Linked DNA regions of Mus musculus: all the other regions are linked to region 1. Evidence: chromatin loops called from intact Hi-C (ENCODE). Cell type or tissue: left cerebral cortex. All regions are shown on one strand.

The links. A loop is a pair of places that touch in the nucleus more often than their neighbours do. Peaks named below come from ENCODE experiments on the same cell type or tissue, not always from the same donor. Only the 100,000 strongest peaks of a DNase experiment are listed, where the experiment ranks them.
Region 2: a loop joins it to region 1, with 2.0 times the contacts of the local background. A loop is called at or near these places in 3 of 42 quality-filtered maps.
Region 3: it touches region 1 in a loop (5-fold over the local background); 2 of 42 quality-filtered maps call a loop at or near these places.

What each region holds. Positions count from the first base shown.
Region 1 is chr19:48,094,233-48,102,232 of GRCm38, forward strand. No RefSeq gene overlaps it. Among named protein-coding and RNA genes, the nearest start is that of Sorcs3, 110 kb to the right of the region's middle. In left cerebral cortex, no CTCF peak of the experiment used is centred here; DNase peaks (open chromatin) are centred at 3,361, 3,946, 4,504 and 6,975; H3K27ac peaks cover 1,705 bases.
Region 2 is chr19:48,018,066-48,026,065 of GRCm38, forward strand. All of the region lies in intron 15 of Cfap58 (cilia and flagella associated protein 58), which reads left to right. Among named protein-coding and RNA genes, the nearest start is that of Cfap58, 84 kb to the left of the region's middle. In left cerebral cortex, no CTCF peak of the experiment used is centred here; DNase peaks (open chromatin) are centred at 3,585, 5,885, 6,458 and 7,462.
Region 3 is chr19:48,200,727-48,208,726 of GRCm38, forward strand. It overlaps Sorcs3 (sortilin-related VPS10 domain containing receptor 3), which reads left to right and starts at 5,299. Exons shown (of 27, transcript NM_025696.3): 1 at 5,299-6,071. The coding sequence starts at 5,454. In left cerebral cortex, CTCF peaks have their summits at 3,378 and 4,763; DNase peaks (open chromatin) are centred at 3,050, 3,383, 3,993, 4,487 and 5 more places; H3K4me3 peaks cover 4,630 bases; H3K27ac peaks cover 2,960 bases.

The sequences.
Region 1 (8,000 bases):
GACTTCAGACTGAAGTCATCACCTCTCTTGGCCTTAGATCATACCTGGGGCTCTCAGGTATTCAGTGTGACTCCTGAGCCAAGGTTCTCTAGACCACCCTCTGAGTGATGCTTCCCAGGGACAGGAGTCCTTGCCAAGCTGAGTCTGTCCCCAGAAGGGAGTATCTATTTTGTGTGACTTAAAGAAGTGTGATACTTGTCTTGTAAGCAGTGACAAATCTCTAGGAAGGATTTTCATGGATCAACAGGTTTGGATCTGGATGCATTAATATGGAGAATTACTTTTCCTTCAGAGTGGGGGCTTGTGGGTTGGCAGAATTCCAAGGCTGCATGTCCTGATTAGAGCATGTTGTTCAGCTTCTTATAACCCTCCTTGGGACAGGAAGAACCTGTTCTTGGCCATGAGGCCCATTACACTCAAGCCTCATGCCATTCCTTAGTGCTCTCAGCAGGAGCTTTAGCCTGACCCTTCCCTCAGGGTCTCTCACATCACTCCTTCCTATAGATCTTTCCAGACATGTTCCCATCCTGTGCTCTGCTTTTGCATTGTTGGGTGCTCTTGGCACTCAGTTTTGCTCACTCACCTTTCCTCTGAAGACATTCCAGCAGCTTTAGGGGTATGGCTTTCTAGAAACTTCCATATCACCCCTCACTGGGAGCCCTTTTAAAGTTCTTCTTGTTTGGGACATTGGTCATCTTTCTATTACTGTAACAAAGCACCCAGGATAACCAACTTAAAGGAGGGAAGGGTTATTCTGGTATGTGATTTTGGATGTATTAGCCATTGTTGGCTGGCCCTGTTCCTTTTGGGCCTGTGCTGGAACAGTTCAACATGTTGAGGGGCCATCTTGGAGGTTTACAGCTGGGTATAAAAGAGAGAAATTAGAAAGGGTAATGGTCCTATAATCCCACCTGAAGCTAAATACCCAACGGCTGGAAGACCTTCTAAGCTCTAGTTCTTAACATTTCTGCCACCTCCCAACAGCACTAGGCCAAGGAGCAAGCCTGTAACACGTGGGTCTTTGGGGTGTCATCTCAGTTCAAACAATAAATAGTAGCTGGCTTGGTCAGATCCCTTCTCTCCAGTTAGGCCAGGTTTCCTTAAGGAGAAGAATTTTAATGTTGGAAGGAAGGGCTGCAATCTCCTCTTGTGTTTTAGGAGTGTTCTTCTTTGTTGAGTGAAATCCATTTGGAAACAGAAAGGAGTTTGGGTTTGAAAAGCTCTGATGGTTAAAAAAATTTATTAGTTTTAATTTTAACAAATGTTCAAAGTGATAGGTAGTATGATGGAATTTTCATATATACATTATTTTTGAGCACATGTATGTGTGTGTGATGCACATATATGTGTGTGTTCACATGTATTTAGATGCATGGCATGTGAGTGTGTTGTGGACCCTGCAGTTGATACCATGTGCCTTCCTTGATCACTCTCCACTTTGTTGATGTGAGGTCTCTCCCTGAACATGGAGTCCACTCATTCTAGTGTGTCCAGCTAGTCAAGACACTCTTTTATGTGTGTTCTAGGGATACAAGCTCTGGTCCTTGAGTTTGTGGATCAAGCACTTTATTCACTGAGCTACCTCCCTAGCAGCCACACTCTGTGTAACTCTCCCTTAAGACCTCTTCCTTCCTACCTGATACCCTTTCTAGTTCACAACCAGCACTCCCCACATACATGCTCATATATAAGTGATGAATCTAGGATTTTTATATAATGAGACATGTGGCGGTTGCCTTTCTCAGTTTAACCCAGTTCCTTGTAGATGCCATGGTTTCATGGTCTTAATGCCTGGATACATCTCCATTGTATACATGCACCAGATTTCCTTTACTTACCTATTGATGGATATCTAGCTAGGGTCAATAGGTGTGCAGGCACCTCTGTGGCAGGGTATAGAGTCATTTGGGTGTCAGCCCAGGGGAGGGATAGCTGGGTTAGATGGTATGTCCATTTTTGGTTTCTTAAGAGAACTGCCACTTGGGTTTCCATAGTGGCGCCACTAGTTTACATCTATAGCAGCAGTAGAAAGGCTTTCTTCTTTATGCATGAACTCCCTAGCTCCTATTGCTCTCTGCTTTCCTTTTTAAATCTGTGTGTGCTTGTGCATGTGTGTGTATGTGCAGATGTGCACTGGCATAGATGCCAGAAGACAACCTAGAATGTAATCCTCATGAATATTGACTGCTTCCTTCTTCGAAACAGGGACTCACACTGGTCTGGAGCTCATCAGTTAGGTTAGACTGGCCGACCAGTGAGCCTCAGGGTTCCTCTCTCTGGTCCTTGTCTCCCCAAGTACGGGGATTCCATGCAGGTGCCACCATGCTGGGTCTTTTACAGGGATTCTGAGGATCCAGCTCAGGTCCTTGTGCTTGTGACGCAAGCATCACTGATTAGACCATGCTCCTGGCCATTTGTTTGTTTTCTTGATGTTGTTCTGACTGGAGTGAGGTGGAATTTCAAAGCAGATTGAATTGGCATTTCCTTGATGGATGGTGAATAGTTTCGGTCCTGCCTCGGTCACATTTTGCTTTGGGAACTTGGAGTGGATTCTTATGGCTCTTTGTCATTCATGTATCTCGAGACACATTACTTACCCCATCCATGGATGTGAGAATGAAGGTCTGTAACACCTTAGTGTAGCACCTGCCACATAGTATGAGGCTCAGGGGCAAATGGCAGCCAGGGCTATGATCACTAGTGTCTTCCCATGTGCCCTGTGTTGGACCTGGCCCTGTACTGGCTAAACTGATTAAACTACTATGGGAATTGCAGCTCTTTTGTGAGGACTTCCCTGTTTCTGGGGCACTAGAGCTTAGACAGAGGCTACATATCTTTCTTGAGCAAAGAAGAGAAGAGCAGGGGGTGACTAAGAAACATCAGTGAAATTGTAACAGAAGGTTTCCTCCCCTCCCAGCACAGGAAGACTGTAGGGATGACCCCACATATTGTCACTAAGGAACATGAGCAGATCACTCACCTGTAGCACTAGGGCCCCTCTCTTAGCTCCTGGTTAACTCTTTAGGCAACACACACACACACACACACACACACACACACACATACACACACACACACATACACACACACACACAGACATCTCTATTACCAGGCTTGGAGCAAAGCAATCAGGTCCCCTGCCATTGATGAGTATTGGGAAGTCCCCTCAGGGCCACAAATACCTGCTGCTGCAGTGTTGACCCTCCCACCACCCTGCTGTGGATGGAGCTTCCAGATTGCAGCACAGAAAGCCCCCATTTTCATTCTCACCACCCCCCTGCCCCGGAGGGAATGGCTGGGGAGGACGAAGTGTGCACAAGAATTGTTATGATGCCAACAGCCTCTTCTACCATCTGGCAGCTGAAGCAACACTCCCGTTTGACGCAAAACAGCAATTTCTGTGCTTTCTGATGGAATAGAGACTCTTAGCACGTGGTGTCACCATAGGGACAGCAGTGCTCCTGTAGGGTGTATCCTCCAGGACAGTGCCCACCCCTGAGCAATGATATCTGTGTTCTCATGGAGACTCCATGTGACAGTAGGATCGCTGTCCTGTTCTGCAGGTAAGAAACCAAGGCATAGATATTAAGCACCTTGCCCAGGATGAACCCAGGCAGTGTGACTCTTAAGTTCCACACACCTTGCCTTTTATTTTAGGGTAATCATCGTTGCCTTTGTTTTAAAGCAGCAAAACCTCATAGTTCAGAGAGGCAAAAAGGCTTGCCCCAGGACACAGAGCTAGTGAGGATCAAGGTAGGATTAGAACTCTGGTTGCCAGTACCTAGCCTGAGCCTCCCATGGAAACTGGATCCCAGTTGATTTTGTATCACCTCCTCTCTCTGGCTGGAGGGCGTTGTTCTTGGAGCAGAGCCTGCAGGAAGATGTGGATCCTGGATGCCACCACAGCTGCTGATGCTGGAGATGAAAGAGGTGGGATGGACCAGCCCCAAGCCTGGGCGTCCTGCCAGATCTGCCAACATGAACTTATATTTTGTCATCTTCTCCTTTTGCCTGATTTAATGCAACCTTAAATAATAATGGGGCAGAAGGAGGGGGCCTGAGGGAGGAACCAGGATTCTGCATAGCAGTCTCATCAGACCATGCATTTCCCCTCTGCTATTTGAGAAGCAATTTCTCCTCCGATGTAAACATTGTTTTTAATGATGATTCCAGGCTGAGTGGCACCAGGAGCTGCCTGAGATACTTTCCTCCGGCTCCCCCTGGTCCTTAGATGGAAGCAGAATGGGAGCCTGTAACCATGGCAATTCTCTAATGTTCGTTTTTTCATAAACTATGAACATGGGGGAGTCTTGGTCACAGCTTCTTCTAGGAGAAAACAAAGCTCTCCTTTACTGGAAACCCAGGGTAGCTGGAAGAGAGGGGAGGGAAGGGGCAGGGGTGGGCTTTAGCCTTTTCCCTTTTTTTTTTTTTTTTCTGTAGCAATGAGTGACATCTAGTTGGTTTAGCTCAAAGCATGGCTTCAGTATGTAAGTTAGAAACAGGCCAGGCCAAGCGCTAAGGGTGCATTTTATAATTTAGCTGAAGGCAAGAGAGAAGGGAGGGAGGATGTATGCTTCAGATAGAAAAGCCGGAGGAAGTTATGAGGAGCGATGGAGGGCTGGATGTTGAAATAAATGAAAATTATCCAAGCTGCCCAATAAGTCTTAAGACGACCCCTCCCTGCCCCTTCACACACATTGTCACCTTTGTCCCCCCCACCCCCAGACCCTCCACACACATTGTCACCTTTAGAATCTGAGTTCTGATCTTCTCTGCATTGTCAGATGGGTGTGAGGTCAGTAGTATATGGTGAGGAATTGCATACACAAGTGAACGGCTTAAGCCAATCAAATGTTTTTTCTCCTTGAAGGCAGACATCAGTGAGCTTCCTATTGTCATAGTAGGACCGGCTTGCAAAGAGAATAGGTTTAGGTTTAGTTCACATAGTTTGAGGGTTTGGCCTATGACTCCGTGGCTCTGTTGCTTTGGGTGAGGTACCACATCACAGAGGGGGTGCACTGTGGAGCAGGTTCACCTTATGGCCAAGAAGAAAAAGGGAGAGAGGAAGGGTTGGGGTCTCACAATCTCCTTCATGCTCCTAGAGAGTCAGAGAGCGCCCCTAGGCCCAACCTCCTGAAGTCTTTCACTCAGTGACAAACTGAAAACCAGGCCTTTGACACAGAGGTCTTTCTACAATGTTAAAGATCCAAAACTTTTAAATGAGCTAATAAATATATCTTAATCATTAGAAATACGATGAAAGCTATGGATCACACTCCAAAACTGAAGTCATGAAAACGTCATTCAACATGTCCCTTCATGGTGATTTTTGTCACTGCCCACAATTGCTGGTGTCTACACAGAGCACTCCTGAGCCTTGTTGGCCTTCAGATGTTGTTGAGCATCAGTAGAGTTGGGAGTCTTAGTGAAAGATGGGTCTCTCCTGTGTTTTATTTCAATCTGACTGTGAAGGGATGGATCATGGATGGTGATCGTGTCACTAATCCCATTTCTTGATAAGACCTTCTTGGTTCCTGTGAACTCTTTGGGAACAAGAAGCTTCAAGCCAATTTCTCTCCAGGGACCACACAGAGAGAGGAATCAGATGATCCTGCAGAGAAAGGGCTGCTTGCAGCCCTCAACTGGATGCTTCTCAGCATTTCTGTCAGCCTTGAGGCTTCCACCCAAAGGCCCTCCTGTGCTGGGTGGGTTTTCTTTTGCCATCAAACCCTGCTGGTTCTGGATAGGCGTCTCCTCACCCCACCCACATCTCAGCACACTATACCAATGCTTCTCATATTTTGTGTGTTTTAAGAACAGTCCATCTCACAGCACCCTTGTGTCATCAGAGATTAGCACAGTTTGAAGGTCCTGATGCTAGCTTGGATCAGGTGACCCCTCAAGTAATATTCACTTCAATCATGTGAAGAATCCTGTATTTTTCTGAGTTGTCATTGTCCTGGGTTGTTAAGGCAATTTTTGCTATAGAGGAACCTAACAGGTAGCATCATTGCTAGCCTTAGATGTCTTCCTGTTGGCTTGTGACAAAAGGAGAAATCCCTTTCACTCACCAAAACCACTCTTCTACCCATGACTTTCTTTCTATATAAAGTACTCATTGACTTCCCTGGTCTAAATCTATCATTTCTATGTTGAGTTCTTTCCTTTACACTCAACTGGCATCTCTTTATGGACCTGGTTGTTTCCTGCATTGAATCCTGACTTCCCTGAAGGTAGAGACTAAGTTTAAGTGATCACAGTACCCTATAACACTTTGCATCTAGGGTGGGACTTGTTAAACAGCAGATTGAGTCTGTGGGGACAGGGTCACCATCTCTCCCATGCCACATCTCATTGCAACTCTCCTCACGAAAATAGATGACCTTGAATCTGGACTGTAGTTTTGCTTTGGCCAGTGAGATACTTGGAGACAAGACACTACATGATGCTGGAAACAGACTGAGCTTGTGGAGTAGACCTGCCCTTGTTCTCTCAGTCACGTGACCCCTGAGTGAGGAGGAGGAACACAGCAGAGCTTCCCCGGGGCAACCTGCAAACCTACCAGTGAAAGCAAATGCTGTTGTAAGATGCTATTGAAATTCCAAGGCTGTTTGTCATGTGATGACTGTTGGCTAATACAATTATTAGTCTGAACTGTGACCTGGGAAACACAGGAGGCCTTGAGATTTAATATAAAGGTTACTGGAAACAAAGACGTTGAGAGTGACTTCAATAAGTGGTTGCTTATTCGCCAAGTGGAGACTGAAGGAGATGGAGAAGAAATGGACATTTTCCCAAAGCCTTCCTCTATGAGCTAAGCATGTTGTTCAGATCCACAGACGATGACTTCTGTGGGAGGAAAAAGATTGAGATTCTCTGAAAAGTATCACTTTCCCTCGTAGTTATGGGTTATGCTGCTTCCTGTTGTGACTCCTATGAGTAACTCTGAAGCCCAAAATAATGCTTGTGGATGCCTGCGAGGGCGTGTGTGTGTTTTAGACACAGATGCCTTTTTGGAAATTGGACATTTCCATCATTCTGTCATGGGATTTCCTGGCATAAGGTGAATTGCGTTACCACTGGGATGAGGGATGGGGTGTGAGGCTAGGGAGCCTGAGTAGGCTAACATCTTCACCGGTGACTTCAGAGTTTCTCATAGTTCACTCTTTTCTAAATCTGGAGGTGCCAGGGATGATGAAGGGCACACAAGGGGGCAATGTTTCTTCTTTAGGAAGAACTCTTTAGTCACATTTAATCCAAACTAACTTTTCAAGGAATAGGGGCTCAGGATGGGAAGAGAAACTAGTGCATGCATGTCTTTCAGTAGAGCTGTGGCGAGTTACTCTCACCAAAAAACATCCTCTATGGAGCATCTCCTATGTGGGTACCAAAGCTGTGCCCATAGTTCTATGGAGATAATGATCTAGAGGGACTAGACCCCAGACAGTCACCTGCGTATGTAAAAATCTGTGACTCTGTTGGGGTGTACATGATGCTATTTGCTAGACGAGCAAATAGTAGAACTATTTGATTTGGGCATGTCAGGGAGAAAAGACCATTTCCACAGCTCTATTAGGCCACTCAAATTCATTGTCTTGCTGAGATTGGCTAGATAGGCCTAGGGAAGGAAGAAAGGCAAACATCAGAGTGGCTAGAGACTGATGCAATCTCAGCTGTAGCATAGTAAGATTATCCCAAACAGGCTTGAGCCAACATGATGGATCAAGATGGCCTTTACTTCATTATGATGACTTTTCCTTACCGCTAGATTTGCAAAATTTTCTGCTCCCACCATGTATTTGATATTACCATAGATCTGGAAAATCTTATATAAGGGGAAAACGGAGAGTGAACCTTATCTGTTTCAGGAAATTCAGAACCCATGCCTGAAATCGCCTACCCTGAGTCATGAGGAATTCTCTATTAGATTGCAACAACAACAGCAGCAGCAGCAGCAACAACAACAACAACAACCACACACGAAAACACATTGAAAACAC
Region 2 (8,000 bases), 76 kb before region 1:
CTATTCTATATGACTTTTTTTTTATTTTTAAATTCATTCTAGTAGATTCTTTGAAAACACATTTGTAAAGTAAATCAGAAGCCAACAGGCACAGGTATTCTTTACCTTCAGTTTTGTTTTCTCCAAATGGGTGACTTTCTGTTTTAAACAAATTCTTTCCCTTTTAGATGCTTCTTGTCTGTCTGTGCTGAATCCCCTAAGATGATTTCAGTGCAGATCTTCAAATACCAGTTGTATTCCTTAAAAAAAAAAAGTAAAGTAAAAAACCCCACAATTCTATTGTGTCTTTGAAGGGCGCGTGTATGTGTGTGTGTGTGTGTGTGTGAGAGAGAGAGAGAGCCAGAGCTAGAGCCAGAGACAAGAGAGCCAGAGCTAGAGCCAGAGTCAGAGAGACAGATACATAGAGAGAATGTGTTTGTATGTATATGTTTGTATGTGTTTATATGTGTATGTATGTATACATGTATGTATATGTTTATGTATGTTTGTGTGTGTGTGTATGTATGTGTGTGTACATGTTTGCATTGTGTATGTGTGTATGTGCATTTGTGTGTGTGTCCTTAGAGGTTAGAAGAGGGTGTTGAATCTCTTAGAATTGGAATTACAGTCAGTTGTGAGCTCTTTATCATGGGTGTTGCTGGAATCCAAACTTGTGTTTTCTGGAAAAGCAAGTGCTCTTAACCACAGAGCTATCACTACAGCCCCTAGGGGGAAATCTTTTGAACAGTCAATTAAGTCCAACCAAAGCATAATCCACATGATTAAATACACCCCACTTTCCCTCACTTTCAACTTTCTCCACCATCTCCATCCTAACTTTATATGTTCTTTCTAAAAGCCCATGGACTGTGCTCAATGCAGCCAGTGTGCACATGGGTGCAGGACCTATTGAAGCAGGAGCAGGGACCCCATCCCTAAAGGAGGCTGAGGCATGGTCTCCCGTCAGCCCTCAACTGCCAGCAGCAACCTCAGTGTATGAAGATTTCAGACAAGCAAAACTACCAAATGCTGAAACGAGTCCGCCAAAGCACCATCCACTCTGGAAGACAGAACTAGTACAAAGATTCCGTGGAATTGGGACAGAGATTTGTTCTAGCCTTGGCAGTCTGACCCTCCTCTAGGAGTCCTTTTTGATTTTTTTTTCGCTCTTTCTATCACTTCATGTTTGGAACCCAATGGTCCAGCTATGAGGATTGGGATACAGTTATCTAGTCTCAATGCCAAGCTTTATAACAACAAAATCGCCAAAGAGGAAGCGCCACATGAGAGATCGCCTTGCCATCAAAAAGCAAGCAAGCAATCAACTAACAAACAAAAAATGGTTTATGAAGATGAACTGTGAGCACCATTTATGGAGGACGATGAACTTGGATCATTAATAATAACCACCTTCTCTGTGTCCGATGCCTGCATGGCATCCGGGTACACTTTAGAAACTTGATCCTCTAGGAGACAGTGGATAGATTTCAAATGGACTGACTGCAAAGGGTGTTATCTATTAAATCTTTCCTTTGATAGCAAAGATGTTTTCTGGCCCACAGATGCAAATAGCATTGCTATGACTCCTGTTATTATGGTTACTAATATACAAGATATACCTGGTGCCTCTGCTGTGGCTCACCAACTAGATTCCATCTCTGCTGCTGAGGCTGCCTGTGCTCTGTACAGTATACCTCCCATGCCTTTGGGGGCCTGGCACACTTTAATCTTTACAATGAGCTGTTCACTTTTCCTTTACTGGATGGTAAACTTCTTAACGTTTCCGACTTTCCTTCCTTTGTGTGAACCTTACACAGTTAAATGCTTATTGAACTTGGCTTTCTCTGGATCTTTTTCCTTAACGGTTATAGGAACTATCCTGTTCTAATAGTAGCAAATTCCTCATTACAGTTACTAAGAAAGGTTCAATGGTGACTTGGACAGTCTCAGCTACCAAAGGGTAGGATGGTCTAGGGGGTTATCCACCCTGTGCAGCAGAACTCCATAAACATTTGTTTGTATTTCATAAATAAAATCCCTTTAAAAGGAGATCCTGTTTGAAAATTTGTATTGATGTGGCCAGAAGCAATTTTCTTATTGTTCTAAACACCGTGAAGGTCAGCGCATGCACATCCCACAGATGCCTCACAGAGTACGTAATCATCCTATGGGAGGCTGAGACCCGCTGTGGACCGGACTCGTTTCCGGCTCGTAGCAAACAGGCTGAGTAACTCCGCTCCATCCCCAGTTCCAGCATCTCGCACTCTCTCCAGGGGCCTTTGCCACTTCACGACATCATAAACAAGACAGGCCCAGGGTTCAGTTTTGCTGACATTTTCCTTATAAAGCCAATAAACAAGACAGCCTCAAGAGAACAACCATTATTATTTTTTTTCTTTTCCAAAGCCGTGTAGAAATGCGATTTGTTTACAGAGCTCCTAATTCATTTTTTTTTCTGCTAATGAAAACAGGCATTTTTTTTTTTTTTAGATTCATTAGTCAGTATTCTAGACTTGCCTTCATATGAGGGGGCAGTAATCTGCTTAAAAATTAAATCTAACTTCGTATTTTATTAAGAATTATAGATGGGGTAGAGGGAGATGGAAAATAACTGAAACTAAGCCAAGAGGCAAAAATGTATGTTTTCCTTTAATCCTGGAAAAGAGTTATGGGTGTAATCAGGATTTCTGTGTTTAAGAACATTGTTAAGAAGCCAACACATGACTTTATTGGGGAAAAGCAGTTTAACCCCTTCTTGTCACTGACGTGATCTGTATGCGCATGCACCTTGCAGGAGTGTTGACTGAGCCAATTAATCTGCGTGCATTTACAAGTCACATGAATTTCAAAAATGTGTCTGGAACAGAACTATTAGAAACCCCTGAAAATGTTTAGTGAGGAGATCAAGGCTGCACACCGAGTCATTTCCTCAGTCATGAACAAATAGACACAATGGAAAAACTGAGTTCAAAGTGCCGATGCTCACGGCACAAGTGGGCAGTGCCAGCTCTGCCCACTGAAAGGTGTCACCCAGAGGGCCAAGGTCATTCAAGAAGAATTCTCAGCACAAACATAGCCGTACCTCTCTCTAAGAACACTATAAAATATGGGGTCATAGAGAGGTGTCACTGTAATTGCAATTGGAAAAACTTACCAAAATGAGTGGAACACAAGAATAGGTGTGAGGAACGCAGAGAACTTTGTCACAGTTCACAGAGTTCAACTGAGAGAGTTAGGACCCTAGGGGATGCCTGCTGGCATTCAGAAAATCAGCATATTGTGTGAAAGAGGTGTTTTTAGAAATGGTGGTGATAAAAATTTTAATTCTTAGTTCACTGAATTTTCAATCTGCCCAGGCAAGCCTAGCATAAAGAGGAGACTACAGGGTTGTCTTGGAGGACTTGGTACTCAGGAGTTGATGTGGGTGGGGTTGGTCCTACCAGGGCCGATCAGTGTCTGCAGCCAGGAGGGAGGCTACCTGCTTCCTGCGCACCAGCAAGTGTCCCCAGCTCTCACCCAGGCAAATGGATGATTCCAGGGCGGGCAGAATGAAACACTGGCATTTGCCAAGCACAGATTGGGATGAAAACAGAATAAATTAGTACCGCTTCGTCAGTTACTGTCGAGTGGGCGCGCCGAGGAAGAAGAGGTGCGGAGACACGTGCTGAATGTGAACTACTTTCTGTCTCCAGCCGAAGATGCAAAGCAAAAGACAGAGACTATAAACCGTGGTCATAGAACCGCAGCTGGGGAGATAAAGGAGTCCCGTGGGCAAACCAACCTCTTTCTTCAAATCGTCGCTGCTACAATACTCACTCTTATTAGCACAGACTGCTCACAATACATATTTTAAACTTATTGTCAGAGAAAATACAAATACCCGAGGTTTAAGTGATTGTTGATCTGGAGTTTCCTGTTGAGGTTACGGACTGCCACCGAGGGATGACAACATTATTTGAAGTTAGTAGCAGAGTTAATTTTTTTTTCAGTTCTTTTCTTCTTCATGTGTATGTATGTAGTGTGTGTTCCTATGTGTATGCATGTTGGATTGTATGTGCACATACTCATGTGTGCACAGATGCATGTGAGCATGTATGGGCATACCTATGATGAGCCCAGGCTGAAGTTGGGGAATCTTCCTAGTTCACTCTCTACTCTACTCACTGAGGCAGGGTCTATCAGTTGAACCCAGAGCTCCCTGAGGACAGCCATCCTACTCAGGGCATTTCCTGGCTCAGCTTTCCCAGTGCTGGAATTCCAGACCTTTCTGGCCACTGCTGAGCCATCCGTCCAGCCTCTACAATTTCTTAACACTGCATCTAGCAGAGCTAGACAATACAATGTGGATAACATATCCACTGTAACTTGGTGCAGCCTCTTGCAGCCAGAGACTTTATGATCATGCCAATGGTCTCTCCCACAGAGGGGATACAGTGTTGGATAGACTATCAGTTTTAGCCTAGCCTTGGTGTGGTCAACCTCAAGATATGCTCAGCTGAATAGAAAGGCAGTCTTTCAGTATGAATAGTCTAGCTATGTTCTGATATGGCTGTTCAAAAAATAACTTAAAGACTAAAGCACGCTGCTGAGTATTGATGCACATTATAAAAACCCTGAATAAATAAGAAGCTAAAACCTAAAGATGCATCTATTAGTTGGTGAGGAAATAAAGTATTTATGATTTTTCTTATGATATCGCCTTGACACACGGTGCTGCTAACCAAATGACAAATTAATTGACTCGGTTTAAAGAGAAATGGATGTGGCTTAATGAAGAGGGACAGCCTATGTATTATGAGACAGCTGGTTCTGCTACTGCTGGCTTATGGAGACAATATACATTGGACAGCTAATGAGTCTCTGTTGCGTAAGATAGATTTTCTTTATAATAGAATTGCATGCTTTGTCTCTAAATGGGGTTATTATACACACCATTGCACAATGTTTGAAGAGCCTGGTTGGACCTTGTAGAGGGTTAGGAGAGAAATAAATTGGAAGACAATCGTGCTTAAGACTGTCAATCTATCAAACGCTCCATATTTATCTAAATTACCAGCACGTTCTCCCCAAATACAAATCTGGATGATACACATGGCTGGAATGTTAATGATGACTGGACTTCACTTTGGTTCTCCCAGTCAGGGTTTCCTCTGTAAGCACAAACTGAAACCTGGCAGTCAGTCCCGCCCCACCACTATCCACCACAGCCACGCCCCTGCATCCGTCTGTGTCAGCACCTGAGTCTCTTTCGGCATTTCTTCCACCCACTGCAAACACACATATGTATCACTTATCTTGGGGGATTTAACTCTGGTTTTGAATAATTGATTTTAATGGAAATCCCTCCACTTTTCTTCACACCTGTGGGCTCCTTGCTGTACAGTTGCTCAGTTCTTGTTCTATTCTCTCTCTCTCTGTCTCTCTCTACACACACACACACACACACACACACATATCTATCTATCTATCTATCTATCTATCTATCTATCTATCTATCTATCTATCTATCTATCTACCTACCTGGAGAATCATTAGATCCTTTTATAGATGATTGACCGTAAGCCACTATGTGGTTGCTGGGAATTGAACTTAGGACCTCTGAAAGAACAGTGGTTAAGAAAGGCTCTTAACCGCTGAGCCATTTTGTCAGCCCCTCCATTTCCTTTCTTAAGATTTACTTCTTCGCTATGTGGATGAATGTTTTGCCAGCACGTAGTAGGTATCTTGTGTGTATGCCTGTGCTGGTAGAGTTCAGAAGAGGGCACCAGATTCCTTGGAACTGATTGGTTGTAAGCAGTCACGTGAGTGCCGAGTCCCACTCTTCTGTGAGAGCTTAGTAAGTACTCTTAACCACTGAGCCGCGGTTCCAGCCCACACTCAGCTATTTAGGGCAGAGTCACTATCATTCATCTTGTAACTTTGAGAAACAAAACCGGATGTGGTGGAATAAAGTGTCAATCACTCTGCATCAGGATACTCGTAGTCAGGTGCTGTGGAGAGGAGATAGCGGGCTTGAGTCGTCTTTTACTCTAGACATTTAATTTTTGTGGTGGCTTTGGGTCTGATTTGCATTCTGCTTGATTCTTTTATTGATGAGTGGTCTTCAGGAATTTTGTAGCTTAGTTTGATCCAGATTCCCCGCCCCCTAGATGCAATAGTGTATCTGCAAGCCCCTGAACTATAGGAAAGGTGATTCTTAGGGCACATATGCTTTGCTTGGGAGGGACTTTGGGCATCAGTAGTTCCCGCTGACCTTGACATTGTCCCCTCTGAAGCGGGGTGAGAGCATCGGCTTCTTCTAAACTTCCTTCTCTGTGTCTCGACTCCCAGCTGAGCACGAGTAATTGAAACATTACACATGGGAAGTAGTTCATGGTTCTTGCAGTAAGATGGTCTCTCCAGCCAAGAGATCATTCTGTCCTGAGCCAGATTGCTTCCTCTTCATCATCGGGAGGTCTTTTACTTTTCCACCTTCTGTGTGTCTGTAAGAAAGCAAGGTGAGCTGAAAGAAATGAACAAAACACTTTTCATGGGCTTCGCCACATAGGTCTCAGCCTCTCCAAATTGAATCTTGGAGCCTTGTCAGAAGTGTTATTTTTCCAACGGAGACGGCGTTAAGAGGCTATAGAAAATAAACTCACCTCCTGATACTGTTCTCTCTGCTGGCTGTATCCATTTACTGCGATGAGTGTATCGGAAGGTGTGACTGGAGGGGTTATGCGACAAAGGAAAGTCACCTCGCTCTAATTCTATTTGTCCGTGTTTTTCTTAATAAGGGCTTCCTGTTTTCGAGAATGATGTCTTACCAGGGCAACTTCTCGTTGTTTGGTGAGCGGGTTTATGGAGACACTTAATTTTATTCACTTAATTTTGAAGCCTCATGCACAGTTCTGTAGATTGGGCTATGTATTTATAATAAAAATTCTCCAATTTTGCCAGGGGAAAGGAAAAACCTAAAACTAATGGTAACAATGGCTAGATAATGGATTTTTATGGTTTTTACAAATGGATTTTATGCACTCTGGTAAAAAATAGATATTGGGTGGCCACGCCAAGGTTGCATAGCTCCGGGTAGAAATCCGTTTCCATTTGATTGGATGTTTTATTTAACATGTGGGCTTTTACTTCTCATGACTTCCCCTTTAGCGTAATGACCTGCAGGAGATGATAGTGCTCAGGGACTAAGAGCATATGTGAGCCTGTATAAATGCCTGCTCGGTTTACCCCACTCTATGCATATGAGGATCTAGAAATGGGACATCAGGCTAAAGTGTAATGCTTTTAGTTTAAAAATCTGAAAAACTCACCACCAGTGATGAAAATCTAGTCTAGCTATGAAAAGCTGGCCCTCTTCGGATTCCTGTGAAATCCTCCCTCTTAACTCCTGTAAATACGCCTGCTCCAGTTTTCCTAGGATTTTTATCTATTCCTTGAGCCATTTCCTGATTTCCTTTCTTCCCGCATCCTCATGTGTCTTGAGGTACTCTCTCCCGCGTGTGTTATTTCGGATTCCCATATGTCACTGAAACCAGCCCTGGGGAGGTAGCCAATCTGCTTTGCCTCCGACTTGCTGGAAGTCCTCTGGCTTCTTTTCTTCCTCTCACTTGATGGCTCTCTCTCTCCTGTCTCTAAAGCACCTGGTTTGTTTTGCCTTGAGGCACTCTTGAGTTGTCCCTCCCCTTTCAGATTTTTCTCGTTCTGTTCTGTACCTACCCCTTGTATGCTGATTACTACAGGGAGCTGACTGCTCTGGTCCAGCTTGTCCTTTGGCTTCCAACTCTGGGCTGCATTTCCAGCTCTCCGGTATATATGCCCCATGGCCCAGGCTTAGTTAACCTCAGCCTCTGTCTACTTAGCCTTTGGGACTTCTAGTCCTCTCCAGCTTTGCTCCCTCCATCACGATGACTCTTCCTTTCCCCACGCAGGGGCAAACATCGGAGACTCAAAAGTCATTGGATTCCTGACTTCCACGCATGTCTCATCACTCAGCAAAGCCCACTGATTCCACTCCAGTGATATCT
Region 3 (8,000 bases), 110 kb after region 1:
AGTTATGATGGCTGTAACACTCAGTGTCTAGGGGTGTTGGTCAACGTTGTGGCATCCTAGGTTTGACAATGTTTGAAATAGAATTCTTTTGGGCTCAGTTCTGTGGTGTGATTTCAGGTTTCATTTTGCCCACAGAACCCTGAATCTGATTGTCTGGCCCTTCAACTCAGTCTAGGAGTTGACAATGAAAGTAGTTTTCTGTTTAAAGCAGAATTTTGGAAAAAAAAAAGAATTTTGTCCCATTGCTTATGATATCATCTGATGCCATAGAGGACACTAGTATCTATCAAATCCACAAACGTTTGCATTTTAAGAAAAGCACTGAGAAAGTATTTGCATGAACAAAGGAACAGTTGGCTAGTGCTTGTGGCAGAAGCGTTAGTATTTACAGTAATCTGTTCTGTCATGTGTTGCACATTTATTGCAGGTCAGTCTGAGCCAGGCACCAGGCCAGCACAGTGTGGAGACTAGACTACTGTTGAGGATACAATATTGAGCACAAATAGACACTTCTTATCTTCATAGGCACACAGTGTCAGGAAGTCCTGGCTTTAGTGGTCACCTGGCCGCATCTGTCTGGAGTTCAGACTTTGTTCATGAGCTGTCTCCTCCAGAGAAGTTCAGAGTTACAATGTTGATGGTTATTTTGATGCTACTTAATTAACTTTTCTTAACTGTACAAAGGTCATGACGTAACTTAGCAAAAATAAACAGAAAGTTCAGAGATTTTTTTTTTTAAACAATAAAATCAAGCAGCATTTAGTGAAAAGGACCACAAATTCTGTCCGGAAGTCCATTAGAGCAGTTTGTCAGGTCAAGAAGGTGACGGAGTGAGAAGACAGTTCAAGAAATGTCCCAGAAAGGATGCAATGTCGGGGAGAAACCCACATTCCTCGCCCTAAGCCTTAGAATGAGAACTTGCCATGGCATCTTCATCTTGGTTACTTTTCTGTGGTTGTGATAAAAATACCATCCAAGAAAATAAAATTATGGAAGGAAGAGTTTATTCTAGTTTATAGTTTTGGAAGGATAAGAGTTAGTTCATCATGACCAGGCAGCGTAGTAGTCAGTGTCAGGCATGGTGGCAGAAGCAGGGAGCAGAGAGATCATACCTTCAACAGCAAGTGGAAAGCAGAGGGCGAATTGGAAGTGAGTCAAGGCTGTGAACTCTCACATCTGTCTCCAGAAGTATTCTTATTACAGAAGGGCTAGACACCCTAAACATCCCCAAACACCGCCATCAAGTGGAGACCAAGTGTTCAAACACCTGAGCCTATGGGGACATTTCTCACTGAAACCACCACAGTCTTCATAAAAGGGGTGCTGACGGTTTGACTAATGATGGGAACATAAGTGAAATACTTCTTTATATGGACCTGCAGTGGGCGTTGAGAGGGAGCACAGTGCTTTCCCAATGTGTGAGTGTACTGTAATGGTTAGTAAAAAAACAACAACAAAAATCCCCAAGACTGTTTGGAAAGACTTTCAGCCTCATTTCATGGTTAACTTAGGGTATGATTTGCTCTCTCTAGTTTTCTACAATAGGAGCAGAAGGTCTGGTGACAAAACATTTTCTTTGTGTCGCCTCCTTTGCTTTTCCCCTTGGTTAAAGTGAAGGTTCACCTTATCGATAAACCTGTTCTTTTCAGCTGAGCCAGTTACCATATTAGCAAAAGAGACAGGAACATTTAGACACAGTCCTTTTTGTTTGAATTCCAAAGTTAGAAGGCAAGAAAACAAAGGATTTGGTGAAGATGCTGACATGATTATCATGATAATGGATATGGTGTTAGATACTATGGGACTTGGGGCAGACAAAAAAACTCGAGTAAAACCATAGCAGAAGGTACATTGTAGACTTATGGGACACAGTTAGAAGGGCCATGATGGTGGGACAGTACACACAACTTTGAATCCATTCTAAGAGTGTATAATGATTGATCACTGAAAAATTTGGGGATCAATTTATAACATCATCTTCCACATGAATTAACAAGTTGTATCTGAAGCTATGGTGTTTAAAAAAGAGTAGCCACCAGTTACTTATGGTAATTAAACATTCAAATATGGTAGCCTACATCCAAATCGTCTATAAGAGTAAAATATTTTATTGTGAAGACTTGGTACAAAACATGTTAAAATATTTTAACAATTTTGATTTTGGTCATTAGTGGAAATGTAGGTGTTTGACAAATTCGACAGCGTAAAAATGTAAAATTAATTTCACTACAGTTACCCACGAGGCTCATATCTTGTTGCTGCATTGTTCTGGCTGGCTCCAAGAAGGAAAAACTTGAAGATCAGGAAATGATAGGCGGCTACCTCAACTCTTGGACAAGTGATGCTCCATGTCAGAATCACCACTGTGTTTGATTCTGGGAGCGAACAAGAGAGATCAGGTGAAGCCTTTTTAGTTGGACCTGACCAGTGTTAGGTCTAAGCGTTAAGGTTTCATGGCATGTGTTTGCATTACTGAGATGTGCCAGGGTGCTGGTGGGTCTTGATGCATGTGCCACGTGGTTCTTCCTGTCAATTCTCGTAGAAAGACTTAGCTCCCTACAAGAATAAAGTTGGGGCAGTGGGACTAGTAGCCTTATGACGAACACAGCTTTGAGAGAGTTCCAGATCTTGCAAGAACTAGATTAATACTTGAGATCATGGGTTGTCGTGAAGCCGGTGACCTCTTCTGTGTCACTCACATGCACTCCTAACCGTGATGGCATCCTTCATGCAGTGACAGGCATGGGTACCTCAGCATATGAGGCTGCCCAGTTTTGATCTCCACTGTTTCTAGAACTGTGAGCCAAAACAAACATATTTTCTTTATAACGTACTTACTTATCATCAGTGACAGGAGAAGCTAATCGAATGCGATTAAAGGTAGTCTCGGGGTGGAGGGTGGGGTGTGTCCTAACATGTTAGCGAACAAGAGAAAAACTATTGGGAGAGGCTTTGTCACGTTAGAAACTGTCACCCCTATGAAAAGCATCTATATACCTCTGCCTTCAACATTTTAGCTGCTGAGTCAGCCTGGAAGATCTCTCTTGGGAATCACAAGGGTAGATGTTCCTGATGAGAAAGGCAAACTCACTTAGAGGTTCGCGGATTGCTTTCCTTGTGTGTGTGTGTGTGTGTGTGTGTGTGTGTGTGTGTGTGCCCGCGCGGGGGAGTGGGGGTGGGGGTGGGGGTGCGCATAGAGGCGGCGGCGAGGAAATTGGTCAGCTCCTCCCTTGTGGGGAGACTTGGGAGGCTGTAAGAGCCTTGTATCCAGAAGTGAACGGACATACCAGATCTCTTAAATCCTAGCACCCTGCTTAGAAACGGATCAGGGGGGTAAACCTCACTAGGTTGCGGTTGCAGCTCCCCGCCTTCTCCGGTAGGGGCGCTGGGCACCAGCAGATAGCTTATTCTCTCCCAGCACTGGCTCCAGCGCCCACCTGGATCCGTAGCTTTGCAACTTTTCACCCCTGCATCAACGCGCTGACCCGCGTCTGGAAAAAAATCCACGAATGCCAAGTTCATTTCATTCTTGGTGGGAATTACCCTTGTCTTCTTTGTCCAGCCTAGCCATCTTCTCCGCTCCCAATTTTCATTTTAGCTTTGGTGGGAAAGCAAGTTCAAAAGGCGAGGGCTCCCGGGAATCCCTGGCTTGCATCCTTCAGGCCCAGAACCCCGCTCCTTCGCATCGCAGCACACCTGATCTTTCCCAGGGTGTTCTCAGAGTTCCTACTCTTCTTTCGCATCATCCTCTCCCCTCCCCTCTTCCATTTCCCCTCTTTGTTTGCTCACACCTCCAACCACAATTCCTCTTCCATCGCCAGCTTTCACCTTCTACAAAGAATCTCTTCTAATTCCTAAGGGGAAGGAACAACTTGGAGGCTATGTTCCTCGTTTAGCCTTGGCACTCCCCCCTCCCCCATCCTTTTCCGGTGTTTCCTGGAGGCCACCTGTCCTAAAGGTTGTAAGCCACGTCTCCAGCCAGCCCTCAAGCTTAGCACCCCTCTCTCCACCTCACCAAAGTCTCTGTCTTCCTGAGGTCTGGAAGAGTCCCAGTCGCATCAGGCGCGCATACCCTCCTGCCACGGGGGACAGGGGACCTGATAAATGCTTGCTGCTTTGGGCAGGGGACCTTCCAAATAGTGGCAGACACTTTGAAACAAGTGGCCCTGCTCAAAAGCGCGTCTGGGGGTCAGAAGGGCAAGACCTAGCAGTCCCTGGCAGGAAAACAGGACCTGGATCTACTACTGTCCTCCCACATCTAGTGTAGGGTCCCCAGAATATCAGCCTTTGCTTTGCCCGGCGGCTTTCAGGCTCGCTTTCCAGACCTCCAGGCGGCTTAATCTGATGACGCCCACAGGTGCTGGAGGACCGTGCCTCATGAAGAGGGGTGCTACCCTTGTTCTCCACATTGCCTCTGACCACTCACAGGCTTCTGGATGTGCAAACAGCCTATGCGTGATTCTCGAGCACCCACGGCCGGAGCGCACCTCGCACTCCGCCCCGCCCCGCCCCGCCGCTCTCACTCACACAAGCCAGTGTAAACGCGCACGCAGGGAGCCGCGCGCCCCCGCACACCCAGCAACACCCCCCCCCCCCAGCTCAACCAGGTACCGACCCCCCAGGCGCCCTCCCTCCAGCCCTGGAACACCCTGGTCTCCCTCTCTCCCTCTCTCGCCTGCGCGCACGCACGCGCACGCACGCACTCCCCGCGCCCCCGCACCGGGAGGGGGCGCAGGCCTCCGGGGGCGGGGAGCCCAGAGCAGAGTCGTGGGTCCATCCCGCGCTTGGCTTCAGAGCGGTAGCTCCCGCCTGGCCCTGGTCTCCAGATCGAGAACAGTTGGCAGTGGAGATAATTTACTCCTCCTTCTCCTCCCGGAGACCCTATACTTCCCGCACGCCGTCTCCCGCTCCCAAGAACAGACCGAAGAGTGAATCCCCAAACGCAGCCAGGAGCGGCTTCCCAACTCCGCGCCCGAAGCTGGCTGGCTGGTGGTTGGATTTCCGAAAGACTCCGGATAAGGGTCTGCTGTGAGCCCCCCCCCCCCCTCCTCCAAGATCCAGCTAGCGTTGCCCATTTTAAGAGGATTTCCCTATTCCCTCTGAACACTCCTTTTCACAAATTTTTTAAAAGAGGTCGGTGGAAAAGATTGGGAGGGGGGGCATTTTAACAACAGCATCAAACCGGCCAGAGCATCGAGAGAGCATTTAATAAACTGCCTTTGGGTTTTGGAATCACCCTCTGGACCTGGGAGCAAGCGATCCAGAGGGGAAGAGTGTAAGGGACAGGCGAACCACCTCCTTCCCGGCCGCCCCCTCCTCATTCCCCTGACACACTCGCTAGCTTGCTTGCCGGCGCGCGCATCCCTCCAGCACCCCCCACCCCCCCTCCATCGGACCCGCACCTCGGCGGGCGCCACACACTCGGCAGCCCGAGCCGTGGTAGCCGCAGCGGGATGGAGGCGGCAGGCACTGAGCGCCCCGCAGGCTGGCCCGGGGCACCCCTCGCCCGGACTGGGCTGCTGCTCTTGTCAACATGGGTCCTGGCCGGCGCCGAGATCACTTGGGGCGCGACAGGAGGTCCGGGGCGCCTGGTGTCCCCGGCTTCACGACCACCAGTGTTGCCTCCTCTCTTGCCACGGGCAGCGGAGAACCGGTGGCCTGAGGAGCTGGCATCTGCACGGAGAGCCGCTGCACCGAGACGCCGGTCCAGGCTAGAGCCACTATCCCAGGCGAGCCGCGGGGAGATACGGACTGAAGCTGCGGGAATGTCGCCTGAAGGCGCTAGGTGGGTCCCGGGCATTCCATCTCCTAGCCAGGCGGGCAGTGCGAGGAGGACTCGCCGGGCGCAGCCCCCAAGCCCCCTGGAGCGCGGGGACTCTTGGGCTACTGCTCTCGCAGATGGTGCCAAAGGAAGCCGTCCTCACACCAAGGGTTCGCGAGAGGAGGTGAGGGCGACGCGGACTGGAGGAGCGTCCACTGAGGAGCTCCGGCTGCCCAGCACGTCTTTTGCACTGACCGGGGACTCGGCTCATAACCAAGCCATGGTGCACTGGTCGGGACACAACAGCAGTGTGAGTACCCATCTGGCACAGATCGCTAGTCTCCTGACAGCCGAGGGTAACGGTAATGGGAGGCGGGGGGTGGTGGGGGGGGGGGTGAGGAGAGGGGCGAGGGACAGATAGTTTCTCAGGGTCCAGAAGGAGAATCAGAATCCCCGGACTTTTAGAGAGGGGTTTGTCCTGCCCACTTCACGCCCCCAACAGGTTAGCCGAGTTTTGTTATAAGATGGCGTGTGCATCTGTTTACTGAAGACCCCAGTACTGAGGCTGTCTGGAGGGCTAAGAGGAAAGTGTGTCTTAAAAGCTGTCTGGGTGAGGAATCTGGTCACTCTCTCCCGCATCCAGGTCGGAGAGTGACTTTTTCTTTTCTGGGGAAAGGATGGATGCTTGAATTCGTGAGTGTAAACATGGGCTGATGTGGAGAAATCTCTAGACAAATTCCCGAGACTGGAGGAGCTCCCTTTTAGCCCTGGGGTCATGTGAAGGGAACCAGGGAGCTAGGGAGACTGAGGCCACAGGGACAGCAGAACACTTGTTCATTTTGGGGTCGCTGCTCAGCACATGACGTTCTAGCCAGGCTGGGAGCCGGGCTGCATCATCCAAGCTGGAAGGCTTTCCTAGTGGGGGCAGGCAGGGAAAAAAGTTTAAGGCGTGAAGCGAATTTCCACACCCTTTTCCTACTGCTTATCCTCGTGCTCCTGCTCGCTCTGCACGCACGAGTAGGGGAGCAGAAAACTCACTTTTGCCTCTGTGTCCTGCTTCACAAATGGCTCAGGGACTCTGGGATCAAAGTTGAGACCCTGCCCTTTCTGAGCACATCTCTTCCCCCTTTTCCCTTGCCATCTGGGCCCACAAGATTTTGTTGCATCAAGAGGTGGCACCTTCCTTACGCCAGCTCCAGAGCTTCAGGGCTCAGGAACGGGGTGCCCAGATGAATAGGGTCTAATTTGGGCAGCCGCGGGCAGAGCCTGGTTAACCGGCTCATTTCTCCTCAATACTCCCAGCAAGAACTGGCTCCTCCAAACCCCTTTCCTCCGATGATCGCTGTGCTATTTCACCTGGCCTTGCCAATCGTCCTTTTTTTTTTTCTTTTTCTTTCTGGTGTGACTTTCCAGTTCAGTTGAGAACCAGACTTAGGGCTGAGCAGGGGTTCCATTAAGAGGACTAGGGATTCACAAGCAGCGTTGAGAGCTCATTTATTGGAAAGTGCTGCCTCTTTTGTATCTCCCCTCATGACAGGCCTTTGAAAAAGACTTCCTGGGGAAATGTTTGCCTTATTTTGCCAGAGCGTGGGGGTCACAGGGCTGAGCACTGAATAACAGGGAAGCCAGGGGGCCGCAGAGCTCATCACACAAGCAGTAACCAAGTACAGATTTACTGGTTGTCAGTGATACACAGTGGGGGTGGGGCTGAGTACCAGATGCTGGGTTCTAAGGAGAAGAGTGGAAACACACAGGGCAGCTTGGTGACTAATGGCTTCATCTGCCTATCTCCATCAAGATAGCTCCACCACCCCCAAGGCTTGGATTGGATAACTTTGAGTAAAGATGCACTTTTGCAGGGCTGGGCGACTGAAGACTTACTTTCAAGTCCACAGGAGATGTTTGTGTGTGGACAGAGCAGGGGAGGAATGGGAGGGAAGAAGATATAGAGACAGAGGGGGAGGGACAAGGAGAGGGAGAAGCAGAGCTTGTGAGTTCCGACTTCATTTAAGTTTGATAATTAGGAGTAGTGAGGAAATGTTCTTGGTTTTCTCGTCCTTGAGGAGGGGATAGCTGTACATGTGCGAGGCTTTATTACCAAATTCACTCAGCCGGAAGTGTTCCATCCCTGCTTTAATTTTAAGAGTCACTTAAAAAATCTTGACAAAGACCCCTGGAGATGGGACTTTAGAGAGAAAGCACTTCTCACAAACAGGTAACTGCATGGCCTTCTCTGTCC